2 separate regions of the Homo sapiens genome follow, and region 2 is linked to region 1. A link is an interaction called in ENCODE POLR2A ChIA-PET data of the cell type or tissue named here. Cell type or tissue: GM12878. All regions are shown on one strand. Each heading gives the region's core, and the rest is flanking DNA. Links, peaks and the distances in the headings are about the cores only.

What was found. Peaks named below come from ENCODE experiments on the same cell type or tissue, not always from the same donor. Only the 100,000 strongest peaks of a DNase experiment are listed, where the experiment ranks them.
Region 2: POLR2A ChIA-PET joins it to region 1 with 5 read pairs; 2 of 35 experiments call an interaction of 5 or more read pairs at or near these places.

Annotation. Positions count from the first base shown.
Region 1 is chr6:156,715,245-156,718,057 of GRCh38, forward strand. No RefSeq gene overlaps it. Among named protein-coding and RNA genes, the nearest start is that of ARID1B, 61 kb to the right of the region's middle. In GM12878, for the core only: no CTCF peak of the experiment used is centred there; no DNase peak of the experiment used is centred there.
Region 2 is chr6:156,821,183-156,823,995 of GRCh38, forward strand. The region is part of intron 1 of ARID1B (AT-rich interaction domain 1B); the gene reads left to right. Among named protein-coding and RNA genes, the nearest start is that of MIR4466, 43 kb to the left of the region's middle. RefSeq lists a silencer at 700-769. In GM12878, for the core only: no CTCF peak of the experiment used is centred there; no DNase peak of the experiment used is centred there; H3K27ac peaks cover 289 bases.

The DNA.
Region 1 (2,813 bases), core at 281-2,780:
GTATGCTTCATTTCCACCTTTGAAATCCAAATTTCCAAGTAATCACTTTTAGGAAAGCATTCCTCTATTTTCAGCTTCATTCTCCATGGACCATTTATTTATTTGTGATGCCAAGCCATTGAGTAACCAGAGGTTACAGTAAGAATTCGTCATGCCAGTTTCCATCTTAAAAAGAAAAGCCTTCAAGACAAGCAAACCATTTTTTTTAATGGGTAAAAGAAATGAACAGGCATTTCATATAAGAGGGAAAAGAGAATAGTCTCATAAGTTCAACCTCATAAATAATCAGGAAAGTGCAAATTAAAGCCACAATGAGACACCATTTCACACCCCATCAGATTAGCAAAAATTTGTAGTCTGACAATACCAAGTGTTGATGAGGATGTAAAACTACAGAAACTCTCATACAAATTGGTATGGGGGGAGGTGTCTAAATGGGCAAAGCTTGTTGGAAAGAAATGTGTATTACCTAGCAAAGGTGGTGCACACACCCCTTATCCCAGGTATTCTGTTTCTGGGAGACATGTACACACACATACACACACACACACACACTGGACTGTATGTTAGGGTTAGGTGATATTAGTGTTAATTTTATTGTGTGACAATTCTGAAGTATTTAGGAGTGAAATGTCAAGATGTCTACAACTTTTAAATGGTTCAGCAAAAAACAAACAAAAACGTGGAGAGAGACAAGGAGAAAGAGAGAGAAACAGAGAAAGCAAATGTGATAAAATGTCTTTAAAAGGGAGTGGCAGGCTCTGAGGGCAGAGTCTGCAAGTTTGAATCATGGCTGTGCCAATTATTGATTGTAATCTGGGTAATTTATTGAAGCTCTCTCTACCTCGGCTTAGTCATCTATAGAATAGGAGTAATAGTGGTATATACTTGACAGAGATGTCGCATTAAATAATTCATGTGAAGTACTCCAAGCAGTTGCTGCTTTCTCATAAGCCTTCGATAAATGTTAGTTATTACTTCCGTTAGTTCCATTCTGCAGATGATGTAAATTGAGACTCAAAAAAAGTGAAGTACAGGCCGGGCGCGGTGGCTCACGCCTATAATCCCAGCACTCTGGGAGGCCGAGGCGGGCAGATTGCCTGAGCTCGGGAGTTCAGGACCAGCTTGGGCAACACGGTGAAACCCCGTCTCTACTAAAATACAAAAAATTAGCAGGGCTTGGTGGCGGGCGCCCGTAGTCCCAGCTACTCGGGAGGCTGAGGCAGGAGAATGGCGTGAACCCGGGAGGCGGAGCTTGCAGTGAGCCGAGATTGCGCCACTGCACGGACAGGGCGAGACTGGTCTCAAAAAAAAAAAAAGAAAGAAAGAAAATTAGCTGGGTGTGGCGGCATGCGCCTGTAATCCCAGCTACTCGGTAGGCTGAGGCAGGAGAATCGCTTGAACCTGGGAGGCAAAGATTGCAATGAGCTGAGATCGCGCCACTGCATTCCACCCTGGGCAACAGAGCAAGATTCTGTCTCAAAAAAAAAAAAAAAAAGCTTTGGTTGAACTTCATCACAGCACTTTGTATAGGAGTGAGAAATTACTACCTAGATATTTAATAGGTGAATAGTAATAAACCAAAGAAATATTCTTACACAGAACTCATTTGCAGCCATTAAAATTGTATTTTTAAATGAATATTTAGTGACACAATGAAATGTTCACTATATTATTATACATTAATGTTATATTAAATTTAAAAATATAGGATCCCCAAACATTAATAATTATAAATATATACATAACACAGAGCTACAGATGCACACATATATACATGTGTTTCTGTGTATATATTATATATGAATGTATACATATGACATATAATGTATTTATGTGTACATATATGATATGCTGCATTTATATCTACATATATAGAGACATATAAGGTATACTGGATTCTGTAGGGGGGGGGGCACAGAAAAACCTGGAAGTTTATATACCAAAAAGATTTTGAAGTAGTTAGAAGTGGGTTTCTCTGAATGTAGAGATGGGGAGTGACTTTTCCTTTTTTTTCTCATCTAATCTGTATTTCTTATGTTTCTACAGTGAAAATGTAAAACTAGTGACTGTGGAGAACAATTTGGCAGTATCTAATAAAGTTGTAGATTGTATACTTAAAATCCTGAAACATTTCCACTCCTGGATGAAAGTCTTTACACATGCACAATGCAACACATACAAGAAGGTTCACAGCAACACGGTTTATAATAGAGAAAAAGTGGAAACAAGGCCAGGCGCAGTGGCTCATGCCTATAATCCCAACATTCAGGAGGCCAAGGCCAGAGGATTGCCTAAGCCCAGGAGTTTGAGACCAGCCTGGACAACATATGAGACCTCCTCCCTAAGAAACATAAAAAATAATTAGCCTAGTGTAATGGCACACACCTGTGGTCCCAGCTGCTTGGGAGGCTGAGGTAGGAGAATAACTTGAGCCCTGGAGGTTGGGGCTGCAATGAGTCAAGATCATGCCACTGCACTCCAGCTTGGATGACAGTGCAAGACCCTGTCCGGAAAAAAAAAAAAGATGTAAACAACTTATATCCATCAACAGAAGCATGGCCATTCTAGACAAAGGACGCTTCGGCAGCAGAGCTGCTGTCATCAATGTGTATATATCAGAAAAATATTGTGATATAGCTGGAGCGATACAGCTGCCAACTGTAGAAATGTAAGTGCAGTATGATATCGTTCATATAAAAATTGTTTGAAATGCAAACTAACACTTTATGGTGTACTGTGTATGTGTATACGCCTGTGCATATGTAGTAAACCTTTTAATGCCTGGGAACGATAAACACCCAGTGTAAGGT
Region 2 (2,813 bases), core at 260-2,759, 110 kb after region 1:
CAACTTCTTCTACTAGGGTCAACTCCCCAAGTGTCTGATAGGAGATGGGGAGGTGGGGTTTAGTCAGCTGTTGGTGGGGATGGGGCTGCCAAGAGCGCAGAGCTCTTAGACTGTGTTGTCAGCAGTGCAGGTTCTAGAAAAAGGAAGCAAGAACTGCTCCCCCACTCCCCCCACAATACCTTTTGTGTTGAGGGGGCTGAGAATGGGTATATGTCACGCAGAAAAGAGAAATAGCTTACAGCGATCTTCAAATATTCTGCCAAAGGACCAAAGTAATACCAATGGGTATAAATGACAGGGAGCAGACTTTTGTTACATAGGAGGAAGAAATTCATAACATTCATTGTAGATGCTTTGAAAGGATTTGTATGTACATCACTTACGGACCCGTCAGGCTCTCTGCAGTTCTAAGGTTCTGAGTTTCATTGCTGAATCTTTGAATCTTTGGTCAGGCTGTCTTAAGAATTGTGATAACGTGAGAATATATTAAAGTGCTTTGGAAATGCATGGCATATGTTGTTATTATTTGATAATGTAAGTCTGGGATCTTTGGATGGGTTTCTAGATTAGATTCCATGAACTCCTCTGACACTGTATGCTAAATTGAGGGTTCCATGGTTCCACAAATACATATGTTCTCTGCACCTTGCTTAAGAAAACCAAAACCAAGACCAAAAACACAGGCAGTGGTCATCTTTCTCAGTCAGTTAGGAGTGTTTTGAGGTCTCTCCCCCAACATTGCTAATGATGTCATGGTTAGAGGGCACCGATAATTTCATGGTTCTTAGAGTTAGTAACAAAACAACCTTTTCTGCCTTGTCTAATATCTTTTTTTTTTTTCAGTAGAGAAGGGGTTTCACCATGTTGGCCAGGCTGATCTTGAACTCCTGACCTCAAGTGATCTGCCCGCCTCAGCCTCCCAAAGTGCTGAGATTACAGGTGTGAGCTACCATGTGTGGCCAGTCTTGTCTAATATCTTAGAATCCCATTTCTTGATCCTTTCTGTACCATTGGAAAATGTGACAAATATTCCTGTATTGACAAAAGAAGAACTTCTGTGTGTTGATACCCACATTCGAAGTTCCAACGTGTTAGTTCAAGTCTTAATAAGCAGGCAGTGTTTTGTTGTGAGTTGAAGTAAAACACATAGTGGTTTTAAATGCAGGGTTGCATGTTATCCTCCTTCAGTCTGATGATCGTGTATAGACACACCAGACCAGAGATGGGACTGTGGACCCGAGTTGGGAGACTTGACTCTGGTCTGAGCTCTGCTACCGTGAGCCTCCTTTGTGTCATTGGGCATGAGAGAATCTCTTTGGCGATTACATTCTGCAGTAGTGGTGGCAGTGGTAGCTGAGATTCTTGGTTCTTTCTGGCTTAGAGAGGAGTAGGCACTTGTTATGAAACAAGGGAAGAGTCTTTAGTGCCCACTTTTACTTTTGCCGTAAACGGGTTTTTATGCCGTTAGGAGAAGAACCTGACCAGAGTATGCATTCAGTATTATCATTGTCTTTACTTGTGTCTTCTGCAGGTGTGTACAGCAGCTCTGAAGTGTGTCCCACAGTGGCTTCTGGGTGGTGCCACTGGCATGTGGTGGGGAACCTCTGTGGTGAGGTGGAGTGGGCGCCCACTGCCCACTGTTCTGTGTGTGCCGTGACCAGGCGGGTGTGCGAGGGAGGAAGACAGGCTAGACGGCCGTGTTGCATCCACCTCCTGTTCTCCCTTTACAGAGAGCCAGAGTACTGTTTGTAATATGCTCAGGGAAAAACAGAGGCATTTTGAGCTATATTTAGACACCATCACAGAAAAGTAAACACAGATTGCTTCCCGATATGACAGCAACTATCTACAGGCCACTGTGGCTGACCCCGATCCTTATCGAGCTTGTTTCACATGGCTGTGATCTGTGTGCATCAGTATTGAAGAAATGGCACGTTACCTGACATGTCTTCTCTATGCCCGTGTGTAGTCCGCTGTGTTGGTGTGTTACGGCCGGGCCATGGATTCTTTACTTTTGCACAGTTGGGCTGTTCCATTTTTTCTCAATGAGTAGGTGGGCCCTGGGCTCCAGGTGCTGCCATAGCCCCTGTGACCTCTGAGAGCCTTTATAGCGCTGATGAATTTAATGTTCATAATAATTGCAAGGTGGGTTTTATTTCTCCTTTAGTGAATGAGAAAACTAAGAAATAAGGTCACAGTGTACTCGAGGTCCCTGGTGGGACAGGGCTGTGAATCCATTCTGAATCCAGAGCCCCTACTTCCTTGCTGGGCAGTGCCATTCGGTACACAGCTGCAGACGTGAATAAACACCCCCTGCCCTGTTTGAGCGAGAGAAATAGAACAGATTTCAAAAGTTTTCTTTAGTTACTGGTAAGAGAATGTTGTTTCCCGAACAATGGTTCAAAAGAGGGAAGAGTTTTCTATCAGCTCTTGTTTAATCCACATGTGTAGAAATGATTTTAGATCAACAAGATTCGATAGTTCTTTCGGTGGGTTTTCTTTGTTGTTTTTTTTTTTTTTTTTGTGAAGTGTTTTTCCAATTTGCGGTTGAAGGAATTGGGCTGAAAAAAGTAGTAAAATATGATATGCATAAAGATGTATCTAATAAACTGTGTTCTTAATTTGATATTTAGGAGCAAATACAATTAGATATCTTTTACTATAAATGCATGTGTAGGGATACTCTGAAAGCCTGATAACAGAGTATCTAAATATAAAAAGGATAAAGTATATTTAAAGTATACTAAAAGTATATAAGCAAGTTGTCCTTTAACTTGGATCATCTTGAAAAGGACAGTTGGATTCCCAGCCCA